2 separate regions of the Homo sapiens genome follow, and region 2 is linked to region 1. Evidence: chromatin contacts called from ENCODE Hi-C data. All regions are on one chromosome and are shown on one strand. Each heading gives the region's core, a stretch centred on a gene start or an enhancer-like site at or near the end of the contact. The rest is flanking DNA. Distances are from core to core; before and after follow the strand shown. Region 1 holds the start of GMPS (guanine monophosphate synthase). Region 2 overlaps SHOX2 (SHOX homeobox 2).

Region 1 (7,003 bases), core at 3,280-5,779:
GAGGGAATCAGAAATACTCCACACAGAAGATATTTATGTACAAAAGGCCCACGTCAAGACAGAACATGTCATGTTTATGGAGTTGAAGCAGTTTAATATGGCTAGAGAGTAGAGTGATGGGGGCAGTGGTAAGAGAGCAGGCTGCAAGGTAAACAAGGGCTAGCCAAACCTCCAAGTGCCTAATAAGAAATGCTAGAAGTTTGGAGTTCTTCCTGAGAGCTGTGGGGAGCCATAAAATGATCACATTTGTATTTTAGAATGGTTGTCTTCAATTAAAAAAAAGTTTTTGCTGGGCACAGTGGCTCATGCTTGTAATCCCAACACTTTGGGAGGCCAAGGCGGGTGGATCACTTGAGGTCAGGAGTTTGAGACCAGGTTGGCCAACATGGCAAAGCCCCATCTTCACTAAAAATACAAAAAAATTAGCCAGACATAGCGGTGCACAGGTGTAATCCCAGCTACACAGGAGGCTGAGGCAGGAGAATCACTTGAACCCAGGAGGTGGAGGGTGCGGTGAGCCAAGTTCGCACCATTGCACTCCAGCCTGGGTGGCAAGAGCGAGACTCTGTCTCAAAAAAAAAAAAAAAAAAAATTAGCCAGGCATGGTGCTGCGCACCTGTAATTCCAGCTACTTGGGAGGCTGAGGCAGAAGAATGGCTTGTACCCAGGACGCAGAGGTTGCAGTGAGCCGAGATTGTGCCACTGCACTCTAGCCTAGGCAACAGAGTGAGATTCTGTCCACCCCCCAAAAAAAAAAAAAAAATCTCACATACTCACATACTGCCCTAAAAGAATTTTGCAAAACTGTGTACCTCCTTCCACATCTTAACAACTAATATTTCTCATAAGTTTAAAAGCTAATTTTTTGTTAATGGGAGGTTGAAAATATTAAACATTTTGAAAGATGAAATAAGGTAACCATGTATTATTCCTGAAATACATATTTTATGACATGATACATACCAAATCTGAAACATTGTATGAAATTTCTATCTGTGGGTTTTAGCAACTGTATTTTGAAAAAATGTATTGGTCCTAGAAATCATACAATTGCATTTAAAGGACTCAACATCACTGTTCTATGCTGCCTACGTTTTTTGAATTCAAGGCAACTTTGTCCCTTAACAAAAATATTTATATGACAGGTAAAGAAGGAAGACCTTGTAGGTTTAAGCTGCCTCAATGTATCATTAAAAGAGACTTCCATTCAGCAGGCATGGATCTACAGGAACAACAACAACAAAAAAAGATTTCCAGACTTCTGCTTCTGTCAAAGAGGAGGTAACAGGGATTGGATTTACCCTCCTGCCTGAAACAAACAAAAAAACTCAGACAAAATATATGAAACAGGGCCGGGCACAGTGGCTCATGCCTGTAATCCCAGCACTTTGGGAGGCTGAGGCGGGAAGATCACTTGAGGTCAGAGTTCGAGACCAGCCTGGCCAACATGGTGAAACGCGGTCTCTACTAGTAATACAAAAATTAGCTGGGTGTGGTGGCACACATCTGTAATCCCAGCTACTCGGGAGGCTGAGGCAGGAGAATTGCTTGAGCCCAGGAGGTAGAGATTGCAGTAAGCCAAGATTGCACCATTGCACTTCAGCCTAGGCGACAAGAGTGAAACTCCATCTCAAAACAAATAAACAAAAAAAGCAATGACTGTAATTTAACACATTCAAAAACTGAAAAAAGAAAAACTATATAGTCATTTGAATAGCCACAGAGAAAGCATTTGACAGCATCCATTCTTGACCAAAACTCTCAGCAAAATAGGAACAGAAGGAAACTTCCTCAACTTGATAAAGGGCATCTATGAAAACCTACAGGTTATTGGTGAGAGACTGAATGTTTTCTCCCTAATAAGTGTCAGTGAGTAGCCAGGTATGATGGTTGGGGGGGGCCTGTAATCCCAGCTACTCGGGAGGCTGAGGCAGGAGAATTGCTTGAACCCAGGAGGTGGAGGTTGCAGTGAGCTGAGATTGTGCCACTGCACTCCAGCCTGGGCAACAAGGGCGAAACTCCATCTAAAAAAAAAAAGAAAAATAAAAAGTGAGTGTCAATAAGAAGTTTGGGAAAGAAGTTTTGTTTTGAACTTGTTGAGTTTGGGGCCTAATATGACACTGACAATTGAACTGAGGATGAATATAGTTATCTGGGTCTGGAGCACAGAACAGAGTTGTTAAAACATAGAGCATATTAAGGGTATTTTAACAAGTCCGTATTTTATTTATTTATTTATTTTGAGGTGGAGTTTCACTCTTGTTGCCCAGGCTGGAATGCAGTGGCACGATCTTGGCTCACTGCAACCTCCACCTCCCAGGTTCAAGAATTCTCCTGCCTCAGCCTCCCAAGTAGCTGGATTACAGGTGTCCACCACCACACCTGGCTAATTTTTTGTATTTTTAAGTAGAGACAGGGTTTCACCATGTTGGCCAAGCTGGTCTCGAACTCCTGACCTCAGGTGATCCACCTGCCTTGGCCTGTCAAAGTGCTGGGATTACAGGTGTGAGCCACCGCACCTGGCCAACAAGTCTGTATTTTTAAACAAGTGCTCCAAGGAAGAGTAAGATGAGAAAAGGATTAGGAATAGAAATACTGAAGAAATCCAACACTTAAAGCTCCTGAAGGCCAGACATAGGAAAAGGAGCTAGCAAAGGCAACCAAGAGCAATCACAGAGATAAAAAGACAACTTTTTGGTGCATTTTAAGGAAAATCCAGTTTCAACAAAGAGGGATGGGTCAATAGAGTCAGAAGCTAAAGAAGAAAGAATATCAGGATCCTATATTGTGTGCATGCCAACATTCTTAGCCATTAAGCACAGGTGACCACTAGAATTTATTTATTTATTTGTTTATTTTGAGATGGAGTTTCGCTGTTGTCACCCAGGCTGGTGTGCAATGGCATGATCTTGGCTCCCTGCAACCTCCACCTCCCGGGTTCAAGCGATTCTCCTGCCTCAGCCTCCCGAGTAGCTGGGATTATAGGCGCATGCCACCACGCCTGGCTAATTTTTGTATTTTTAGTAGAGACAGGTTTCATGATGTTGGCCAGCCTGTTCTGGAACTCTGACCTCAGGTAATCCACCCGCCTAGGCCTCCCAAAGTGCTGGGATTACAGGTGTGAGCCACCACGCCCAGCCTAGAATATATTTAAACTAAGCATTGTTTAAGATAGATGGGACTTAGCCAATCCTTAATGCCAGTATATCACATCACATTCCACTCCATTAGGGGTGGATGTTTATGTAAGTTGAGGTTCTCCTATTGGTTACTGCACTCTTCTTTAGATTGTGCATACAGACCTACCCAGAGAAGCCAGTATCCATGGCTTTGGAGAGTTCAAATATTCAATTTTCCGTTCAAAAAAAGGTAAGCGAAATACTTAAGTCTCAGGCCCACTAGGACCTTAAGCCTTTCGTTTTTGTAAATATTTCACTAATAAACTGTCTACACTTTCCCAGATTGGGCAGGCCTTACATTCTATATATACTGAGAGGCACATTATCTCACTAAGCCTCAATTTCCTCATTTGTAAAAAGGATAAGAACATCAATCCTACCTTACTACTTTCACGGGATTGGTTAAAGTTAGCTTTTAAAGTATTTTCTCACTCTGGCTCCTTAATACCCTAGCTACAGTCTGACACAAGAATGACTGCAGCAAAATGTTGGCTGTATTATAATAAAAATATTTGTGGAAAGGCTTTGTTAGCTGGAAGCCATCTCAAGTATTATTCTTTATACCCCAATCTCGATTTAGGCCTCTAGGTAACCAAATTCAAAGTAACACCTCATCATCATGATGGTTGCCAAGGGGTAGGTGGAGGGACTGCAGCCCCTTCCCCACAAACAATTCCAATAAAAACACTGTTGTGCAAACAGAGCTTCACGACCAGTTCCCTGGGCCAGCTGCTCACCAGATTACCACTCCCAAACTCCCTTTTCTTTGGAAATACTGCACCTGCTGTATTTGTGGGGAGCTGTATAACTTTTGAAGTATCTAAGTGATCAGTTCCTACAATGACATCCTTGAGATATGGCCACGGAACTTTCCAAAGCAGCCTTGGCCTCCTTCATGTCCAGCAACCTGAGATAAGGCCACGCCACCGGCTAAGAGTTCCGCCAGGGGCCCAGCTCTCAGGAGGCCTCTTCGGTGCCGCCAGCCTCCCGAAGTCATCCAAGGTAGCAGGCAAATCCGGCAGCAGCAAACTAGCTCGGATTCGGCTTCGGTTTTTCTCCTGGCCGGCGCCACAGGCCCCTCCTCCGGGGCGGGCTCCTCGGTGCGAGGGCAGGAGGGGCGGAGCCGGTGGATGCCGCGGGCTCCTCCTCCCAAGGGCGGGCCGCGGGAGACCCGGCCGGCTTTGCCGGCGGGGACCGGGCTGGGGGCGGGGCCGGGCGCCGCGAGCCCCTCCTCTCGAGGGCCGGCCGGTTTGGCGGCGGCTGCGGAGGGTATCTGAGGCTCGGCTGCCAAGCCGAACGGGCTCTGGCTCCTCCCAGTGGCCGGCCGGGGCGGAAGCAGGAGGCGGGGGCAGCGTGCGCGCTGCTGGTCTTCTCTCCCGCGGCGCTGGGGCCCGCGCTCCGCTGCTGTTGCTCCATTCGGCGCTTTTCTGGCGGCTGGCTCCTCTCCGCTGCCGGCTGCTCCTCGACCAGGCCTCCTTCTCAACCTCAGCCCGCGGCGCCGACCCTTCCGGCACCCTCCCGCCCCGTCTCGTACTGTCGCCGTCACCGCCGCGGCTCCGGCCCTGGCCCCGATGGCTCTGTGCAACGGAGACTCCAAGGTCAGCGTGGGGGTCCCTGCAGCACCGCATCCCGGCGGAGGCGAGGCTCCCGGACCGGGGAGCCACCCCGCGAGGCCCTTCCCCACCCCCTTCCCCCAGCCCGTCCGCGCAGCCCTGCGCCCCGGGCAGCCACGCGTCGTAGAGTCCCTGGTCGGGGCCTGTGGCATGTTTTATCTCGGGAGCGGCGATGCTTTGTTGATCTTGTCTGCGTGTCGAGGTCCGGGCGTCGGGGAGGGCATCAGCTCCCCGCGGCCGCGTCGCTGGCCCCCGCCTCCCCCGCGCCGCTGTGGGGCGCAGAGCCCGCGAGCGCGGCGCGAGGGTGGGGGTAGGGCGGCGAGCGGGCTTGTGTGTCTGCGTGTCGGGGTGGGGGCTTCCTCGGCTCCCACCCCGTCCCTCTGGGAGGCTGGGGGCCCGTTGTGGCGATCCCGGGGCCCGCCGAAGGCAGGGCAGGGTCGGGGCCTCCTGTGCGGCGTTGGAGCTGGGCCGGCCTCTGGTCTTCCCGCCACCCCGTTTCCCGCCTGCCCTCGGCGAGGCCCGCTCCATTCCCCCCGCCAGCCTTGGGCTCCGCGGCGGTTAGGCCGGTTCTGGACGAACCCCTCGGAGCTGCACTGTCTTCCCCCTCCCCCAACGCCCCTGCAGGCCCGCGTGAGGGCTGGTGGCCCCAGGGTCGCGCACTCCGTTCTCCCTCCCCGCTTCCTTCTCAGAGAGGAAAGGGTGTGTGTCCAGGTCCCGCCCCCGTCCAGCTTGCTCCCTGTCGAGCTTGCTGGTTTGCGGGGTAACCCGCTTCCCCGCCTTTGGGGTCCCTCCCCGGGACGCGAGCCGTGCCAGCTCGCCCGAGGCCTGGGCAGTCCGGAGTTCCGGAGTGCTGGAAAAGTTGCCGCCTTGACGTACCCGGCGGGGAGAGCACGTTTGACCGCTGCTGCTCATCTCTCCTCCAACTCACTTTTCTTAGACCGTTCCTCTTACTTTCGTCCCGCTTTTGAATTGGGCACCTTCGCTTTCACCTCTGTATTAAAATTTTCATTGGCCTGGAGTTCTTTCTGACCTTCACTAAGTCAGTTTTGCCAGCGGGAAACCGTGCAGTTTTGAATTGCGATTTACTTCATTAAGATACACCTCCTCTGTACGCTGTTGAGGGCCTAGCTTTAGGAAAAAACTTAATTAAATTTCATTCGGGGGGTGGGATTGTATACTTCGAGGTGGATTTGGTGCTCTACGTCAGATAGTAGTGCCTTGTTCAGGCAGAATTTTAACATTCTTTTTAAAAGGTGCTGCTCAAGGGTCACATCTTAGGAGGTCCTCTTGAATGGTTGCTTAGCACCCGGTAATCATTCAAAAAGTATTTGTCGAACAATGAGTAAAAGATTATAAGGTAGCTGATTTTAACTCTTTTAAACCAAGGCACCAGTGGTGCTTAGGTCCAGGGAGCTGTTAAGACACACAAACCTTTAGTTTCTGACCTAAGGAGCAAATGTAAACCCCATTGTCCAGCTCTTTCCCGATTACTAGTCGACTTGCAAAGCATTTTTCTGCCTAGTTTTGAGTCTTACAACTCATTGGAAAGATTCATCTTTATGCTGATAGATGAAATAACTGGTGTTAGAAGGACTGAAATTTAATTTATGGGCTTTGAAAAATATATAGTGCATTTGAGAGGAGTATTTTCACAAAACTAAGTGACAGAAAAGTATAAGATTTGTTTCCAGAGTATATAAGAGGATTTTTCTTTTTCCTAACTGGTATTTTTTCTTTGTTTTGCTCTAGTTGGAATGACAAAGATAATCTTATCAGTTTGCTATATTTGAGCCTAGGGTGAATTAATTTTATTTCAAGGTTCTTTATGTTTTATAGCATAATTAAACATTTTAAAAACTATGTTAACAATTAGTTGTGGACTGAATTGGAAGCATTTTCAAGAGGAACATCTGGAGAATTAATATATTTCATCAAATCTATGATTATTGTATGTACCCCTGAGGAAGAAAGTCCTGACAAACCATAACATGCCAGTGATCATAAACATTTTAAGTAAAGAGATATTAAATATGGGGAAATACCTTATATCACCTACTTTATTATGCATATTTCTAAGAGGCCCACCTGGAAATAAGTAGGAGTCTTATTTTCCATAGCCTACCACTGAACCACCTTTCCCTTGGGAGGAAAGGCTTACTTTGTACATTGATTGGGCCTTGGCTGTGTGTATCTTAGTTCATAAATTAAAAG
Region 2 (7,003 bases), core at 3,384-5,883, 2.2 Mb after region 1:
AGACTTTTATTTCCGTTTGAACTAAAATAATATAATATTAAAAACAATCCCCCACTTCCCAATGTACAATACCATTTTCTTCTGCCCAGAAATATTTAATTAAAGCAGGATATAACCTCAGTAATTATTTTTACACAGAATGACTCTTAAATTAATAGTCAGTTGTATGACTAAAAATTGGGAGACTGACAATCAAAACAATCTTAAATGCTTTGTTTATGTGATGAAAATGAGTGATCCTTTAATTCCCTCACACACATTAAACTGATTTCACAGATTTTCTGTACTGGTGTTTAACATAGTCAAGTGCTTGAGGTTATGTAAAATAAACAATCTTGAGATCTTATTGCAAATGTTTGCAATTTATGATGTAAACTGATTTGTGAAGAAAAAACAGGATCCTATGTCGCTGAAGCCAAAGAGGCATTTTTCAGAAATCAAAATAGTTCCGAAATTTGAGCATTGCATTATACTAAAGTATTACCATCTGAGGACCCAAAAAAGTTATAAATCTGGGGAAAAACTCAAAATAGATGTACATCAGTTCAGCTCCAAGCAAAGGCACCGATCTTACTATCTTACTGTGTCTCTTGTATCATAGGGTCCTTAACACTAATGATGTCTTAAACAATCTCTTTTAACTCAGTTTTTCCCAGTCATTGATTTTGCAACTCGGGAAGGTTTTGCATGCCCAAAAGATTTGGGGAGCAGAGGATGGGGGTGTCCTTTATTAATTATATTAGGATTATTGAGTTTCGACCCAAACTACAAGCATGTTGGGCCTTATTTAAATTTAAAGTGAATTCCTCAGACCCCTTCTTGGGATGGTTCGGGGAACTACGAGTTTGGAACTCTTGTTCACACACCGAGGCGCCTGCCCCAGAGTTTGGACACTGGCATTCCGGGAGAGCAGGCCTTGCGGGAGTCTGGACCCGAAGGGCGAGACTCCACAGGGCCAAGGAAAGCGGCCTCTGTCCTCCGTTAGTCTTGGGGGAGCAGACGCAAGAGGAGGCAAGGGCGCCGCGAGCTCCCCGGATGCACTGGTCCCACAGGCCGTGCCCGAGTGGAGCACTGCGAATGGGGCCAAGAAATTTTGGCCTTTCTCGCCGGACCTGGCTGCCTCCGCGGGCCTCTCCGCCTACCGCGCTCCCGCCGCGGCCCGACTCCCGCGGGTCTCCGCGCCGAACCCACCTGGCTCCTATCGCACGGGACATTCCCGACCCACCCACGCCGCGTCACTGAGCCTCTGTACCGATACCCGGCGCCTCCGCCAGCAGGGCCTGGACGCACCGCCTCCTTTGACCTCGGGCTTCCCCCGCGCTCCGCTGCTTGGGGCAGACTGGCCCCGAGAGGGAGCCACCATCTCCCCTGCTCCAGGGTCTCCAGGGTCCGAACCCGTGTTGGGATCTGGGTTAGGATTAGGGTTTGGAGCTTGGAGCCTGCCTGTTAGGACCCCCGGCCCCGGCGCCGACTGGAGCTCGCTGGAGGCCACAGGACCACGGCGGATGGCCTGGCTGCTTCAGGGCGTACCATGCCCGCAGGCAGATGTTTATTATTAAAAACTACCGACGTTCATCAACCAGGAGACCCGCAAGGCCTGCGCACTGAATACGGCCCAAATCCTGTTCAGTGGTCTTTGAAAGTTAAAAGAAAGAAACCTATCGCCCACGTCTATGCTGAGGAACAGCTTTGAATACGAGCTAAGACCTGGGAGAGGGCCAAGTGGGGGTGGTGGGGAACACTGCTGGAGGATGTGGGGCTTTGGCAGGGGTTTTACGCACCCTCCAGCACGAGGGTGGGGGGTCCCAGGGGACGCTCAGGACTCTTTCAGTCTTTGCGGAAGGTCCCGTCATCACAAGAGCCCGCGCGGGAAGGAAAGTTCCTGCCTTGGACATGGTCAGGGCCGAGTCTTCAAAGTCTCCAACTATCCCCACACAGGCAGCACCTTTGGGCTTTACTAGTGGGATTTCTTCCAGAAGGGGGCCACGACATGGGGAGAGAGAGCTCCTCATTATTTTCAAGGCCAGGCTTTTCCTAAACCCGATTCTGGCTTCCACCTTCTAAATTTAACCAATGAAGAAGCTGCTTCAGCCAACCCTAAACAGGAGTGTCAGATGGGGAATCCTCCCTCCACAGTGCCCTGGCCTGCCCGCCTTTGCGGCTCTTTTCCCGCTCCGAAGTCAGCACCTGCCCCGCTCCAGAGAGGGTCAACGAACTGGGACTGATTGTCGATTATGCCATACCAAACCCAGGTTGATTTCGCTCCGCAGGATCCCTCCTTCCTTCCTCCCAAAAGTGTCCCCAGATAAAGACTGGAATTATAGCAAAACGAATAACGAGAGTCCATCTTGGGGAAGGAAGTTACTCTATCCTATGTTATTTTACTTCTTATCTGTTCTTTCATTAATTTGGTATAACCCTGTTTCTATGCTGGGTGGATAAAATGGAGGGGGCCGGCGGAAATGCGCTCAGCGCTAACGACAGCCACAGAGCCACCCTTCTTACTGCCCCTTGACTGCGGCACGTAAGAGCAGAGGCAAGCGCTTTTCCAAGTTGGTATATTCGAGAGAGTGATACGCATTAATCAAAAGGGAAAGACTATCCCGGATATTTTAATAGTAACAGGAACAAAGATGACTCGAACCCCATCAAATGAAACGATATTTTCATTCAATTGATCGCAAAGTGTCTTCAATTAATAACTTGGCACTTATTTAAAAGGTTTAACAGAATTGGAGGCGACACATTTTGTACTGACAACACGTCATGAGATAACATCTTTTGTTTAAAATAACTTAATACACTAGAAAAAAATATGTCAAATATAAATAATTTTGTTTTCATGGAGAACAAATAGTTACAAAGCTCAACCGCATACCAAAGTTCAGTTAGAAGAGCTTTTCCTCTTTCTTGTAAATTAGAAGGTAAAACAAAAACAAAAACAAAACCCCACAAACTTAGGCTTGCTAGCGAATTGGGATACAGACTGGCTTAGTCCAAGGTATCCCAGTTTAAATAGCTACATGAATTGAAACAAACAACCAAAAGAAAAAAAAAAACAAAAAAGAAACAAACAAACAAAAAAAAAAGGTTACTTGAATAGATACACCTTTGTGAGATAAAATGCAAATGTTGAAAGTCAGTCCACACATTATAGTCAAAATAAACTTTGTTCGTGTGTATCAACATATCTTACACAAACCTAGTGCCTGTATCTAGCTGGGTGTTATTTAAGGTGAATTTGACGGGATAGAGAGGGGGAAATAAACCACTGTCTTCAAATAGGACTTCAGGAAACCAACAAGAAGGAACACAAGAAAAGGGGAATGGTGGGAACTAATACTGATTGAGCGCCTACTGTGTCTGGCACAGCGAGGCGCTGTACCTTCATTATTTCATTTGGTGGTCTTGTTTTCTTTTTCCTTTCCCCACATATTCTGCCCACCTCTGTCTTCTTAGGACAATGAGTGTAATTTTTTCCCTTTCTGACTTTTTTCTTTTGTTCCCCAGGATCAAAGACAGGGCAAATATATATATATATATATATATATATATATATATATATATATGGCAAATATATGATATATATATATGGATATATATATATCAATTTCCAGATACTTTTGGTATTGTTTTTCATAGTGAAGATGAAAATGGAGTGAGTGCATGGGAGATAAGGGGGTGGGAGGAGACACACCATCAATGGAATACAAGTAACATGCAAACCGGAATTTACTGTCAGCAGTCCAGACAGTTTTGCCATAATAATTTCTCAGAGAAATCATTGTCTGTGGCATTTTTTTGTGTTAATATTATTTTTCTCTCTCCTCGTTTTAATATTTTCTCTTTTCTTGCTCTTCCATACATGGTGGGTTTAAACTCAAAGCATCTGATTCAACGTAAAAGGAGGCCCGCCTCTCTCATCAAATTTCTCGTGTTAACGTGAACTTCGCAGAAAAAGGTCAGTTTCAAAACCTGTGAACTTCCCAGCTGCGCACTTTTTTCATCTTAGTTTTTTAAATAAGTATACCTCTTCTTTCTGCTTTGCCTTCTTAGCGCATTTTTAAAAACACACATTTAAGTTGGTAACTCCCCCCAGTCTCTCGAGAATCGTCTGGGTTGTTTTTCCATATTTTTAAATGTATAAAATACTTTAATTTTAAAATTTGTTTTTGCTCCTTGGTTCTCCAATTTCAGCTTCTGCCAAATAGCAGTTAAGAAATAAGTTCCCTTCCTCTTTTTCTCTCCCGTTTGTCTTTCGATTTTTTTGTTTGCTCATTTTTTCATTGTTAACAAGATTTTTTTTTCTATGCAAGAGTCCATCGTTGCAGCTTTGCGGTGAGCCAAACTCCGCGGTTCCAGCACTCCCCTGTCCAGTCTCTCTCCAGACTCCCCCAAACCCGCTCCTACAAAACCCAATTCTAGGCCCTCGAGTAGGAAAACGGGCAGGAGCCACGGAGCCTGCGTGCCTCGTGAGATCCCTGGTCCTGCGTGGAGTCTGGCTTTCCGAGTCCAAGATGCGATAGGGGACGAGGGATGGTCAGTGAGGCGGGAAGAGGGCCGGCTCCCGAGGTCTCAAAGGGGTAACGGAGAAGCAGCGGGGCGCGGAGGGCGTGCAGGCTGAGTGCCGCGGGACAGGCGCGACATTGGTGCTGGCGTTGGCGTCACAGACCCAGGGCTGCGGCGTGCTTTTTGGCTTTCAGTCTGAGATCGGCGATGCTGGAGTTCTTGCTGGTGGTCTTGGCGGCTGCTGCGGCCGCCACTACCGAGGCGGCGGAAGCCGAATCCGCGGCCAGCGTGGCGAGCGGCAGTCCGAAGGGCGGTGCTGGGAACATCATGTAGGGCGCGTGCGCGGCCAGGTGCGGATGCAGGTGGTGGTGCGCGTGCGCCACAGCGCTGTCCAGCTGCAGCTGCGCCTGAACCTGAAAGGACAAGGGCGTCACGTTGCAATGACTATCCTAGGGTGACAACAGAATAGAAACAGAGCATTAACGGCGTCCAGCTTGGCCAGAGAGAGAGTTGGGTTGTGTTTGGGCACGGGGAGAGGGCATTTGGCTGTGCATCTTGTTCCGACAGTGACCTTCTCAGCCTGTTGCTGAATCTGGGGTTCCACATGGATACTCCAGTGTCCCCTGGGTCTCCGAAACTCGCTTAGGGTAGGCTTATTTCCCCGGACCCCGGGAACCCCCTTCTGCAGGAATGTGGCCGTCTCCCCTGGGAACTGGGCTGAAATGGTATATTGGAAAGACTGCGGGTGAGGACCCTTACCCTCTTCTCTTGATGCTGCCATGCATCTCTTACCCCACTACCAAAACAACGGAGTATCAACAAGCAAACTACGCAACTTTTTAATGTCATTCAGGGAAGTTACTCCATCTTCACCACAATAGGCACAATTGTGAGTCGGTACTTCTAACCTTTATTGCCATAACAATTACCCAGGGATCTCGTTAAAATTCAGATTCTGATTCGCAAGGTCTAGGTTGGGGCCTGAGATTCTGAATTTCTAACAATCTCCCAGACGGTGTTGTTGCTGCTGGCCCAAAGATTACCTTTTGAGTAGTAAAGGTCTCCTTTTAAAGTCACCCCTCCCTCTTTCTTCAGTCATTCTCTCTTGTTTCCAAAGCCAAGCATCAGGATGCCAGAGTCCTGTGGCACCAAGAGAGCTAAGATCTCCCTAACACCGACTCTCAATTCATGGTCACACCTATCTGTCTCCCCGGTCCAAGTCACTGGAGACTGAGAGCTAATTCATGACATCACAGGCATGCCAAGCAGGGGTCCTGGCTGAGGATAGGGAAGGTCAGACACTGGTTGGGAAAGGATTTCGCCCTCAGGCTTGGAAAGTGGGGAGTTCAGAGCACTGGGATTTCCCAGGATTAAATCATTGCTGCAGGCTGTCCTTTTAAAATGTACTCTTAAAGGTTTCTTTATGGCTAAGGGATTGCAAAGGCAGGGCAGCCCTGGGAAGACCAAGACTTCTCTCTTTACCAGAGATGAAGCTTTGTTTGCAGAAACAGATTTAAAAACAAAAGAACGAAAAAACAAAAGTATGAGCTGGGAGTACTTGTGTTTATTTTTCTTCTGTCAGAGTTATTTAATGTGACTAAGAGGTAGAAAATACCTAGAAAAGTATCTAGAGGGTTGCCTTAGAAATACCTTAGGACTAACCTCTGTATTGGATTTGACAAAATCTTAATCAAAAGGCTTTTCCTTCCTCTCTCTCTAAGGGCAATCTTTAGTGTATTTTTAAAGGACCAGTTACTGCCCCCAGGCCCCTTCAGGGATTCCCATGAGGACAGAAGGGACTAGGCATTCAGGCCTTTAATACCGTATAGGTTTTTAAAGGGTAGTGGGTCCACTATATCATCTCAAAATGATTCTCCAACTATGCAGACATTGACATCTGGGCTCAGAGACAGGTGATGTTCAACAGTTCAAGCAAACATTCAGGTATTTTCATATTTAAAAACAGCTTGAAACTAGGCTGTACTTGCCTGCTGAAATGGCATCCTTAAAGCACCTACGTTGACATAAGGTGCGACTCTACAAGCTTCAAACTGGCTGGCGGCCCCTATGAGAACACCTGTAAAAAGTACAAGAGAAAAATAATGTGAGGTTAACGTTTGTAGCATTTTTCAGGGTTCCAAAGGGTACAAGACAGAACGAATTCCTTTGAAAATGGACTATTATCTTTCTAAACTGCATCCAAAATTTAAATAAATGTAACTTACTCCCAAACTTTAGGACTCCATTAACAGCCTTTGAAGATTATTAAGTCAAGAACTATTGTCATTTTTGAGGTTCCTTTTTTTCTGTCATTGTAATAGTAATATTCACTACTTCTCTCTTTGCTCAGACTATCAAATGTTCCTTGTATAAGAAGCATACCTTTATGGAGTTGATTTTCTTGTTTTCTACATTTAGCTCTTCGATTTTGAAACCAAACCTATAGGTTGGAGGGGGAAAAAAAATAAAACCTAGATGTTATGACTAAAAATTT

The links. Hi-C counts contacts between places; a loop is a spot of excess contacts on that map. Pooled maps may share reads with other maps.
Region 2: a loop to region 1 is called in a map of CD4-positive, alpha-beta memory T cell, with 7 times the contacts of the local background. The contact joins the enhancer-like site here to the promoter of GMPS in region 1. A Hi-C loop is called at or near these places in 1 of 168 maps with a recorded cell type or tissue (CD4-positive, alpha-beta memory T cell), 1 of 37 single-sample maps with no recorded cell type and 3 of 50 pooled maps.

Annotation. Positions count from the first base shown.
Region 1 is chr3:155,866,121-155,873,123 of GRCh38, forward strand. It overlaps GMPS (guanine monophosphate synthase), which reads left to right and starts at 4,530. Exons shown (of 16, transcript NM_003875.3): 1 at 4,530-4,777. The coding sequence starts at 4,751. RefSeq lists enhancers at 3,975-4,024, 4,564-5,323 and a silencer at 4,165-5,384.
Region 2 is chr3:158,093,363-158,100,365 of GRCh38, forward strand. It overlaps SHOX2 (SHOX homeobox 2), which reads right to left. Exons shown (of 5, transcript NM_001163678.2): 3 at 6,892-6,949; 4 at 6,498-6,586; 5 at 2,543-4,922. The coding sequence ends at 4,665. Among named protein-coding and RNA genes, the nearest start is that of SHOX2, 9.6 kb to the right of the region's middle. RefSeq lists an enhancer at 4,636-4,805. Within about 2 kb of position 4,634, at least 3 of the 41 ENCODE cell types and tissues checked have a DNase peak (open chromatin) inside an H3K27ac peak, as active enhancers do.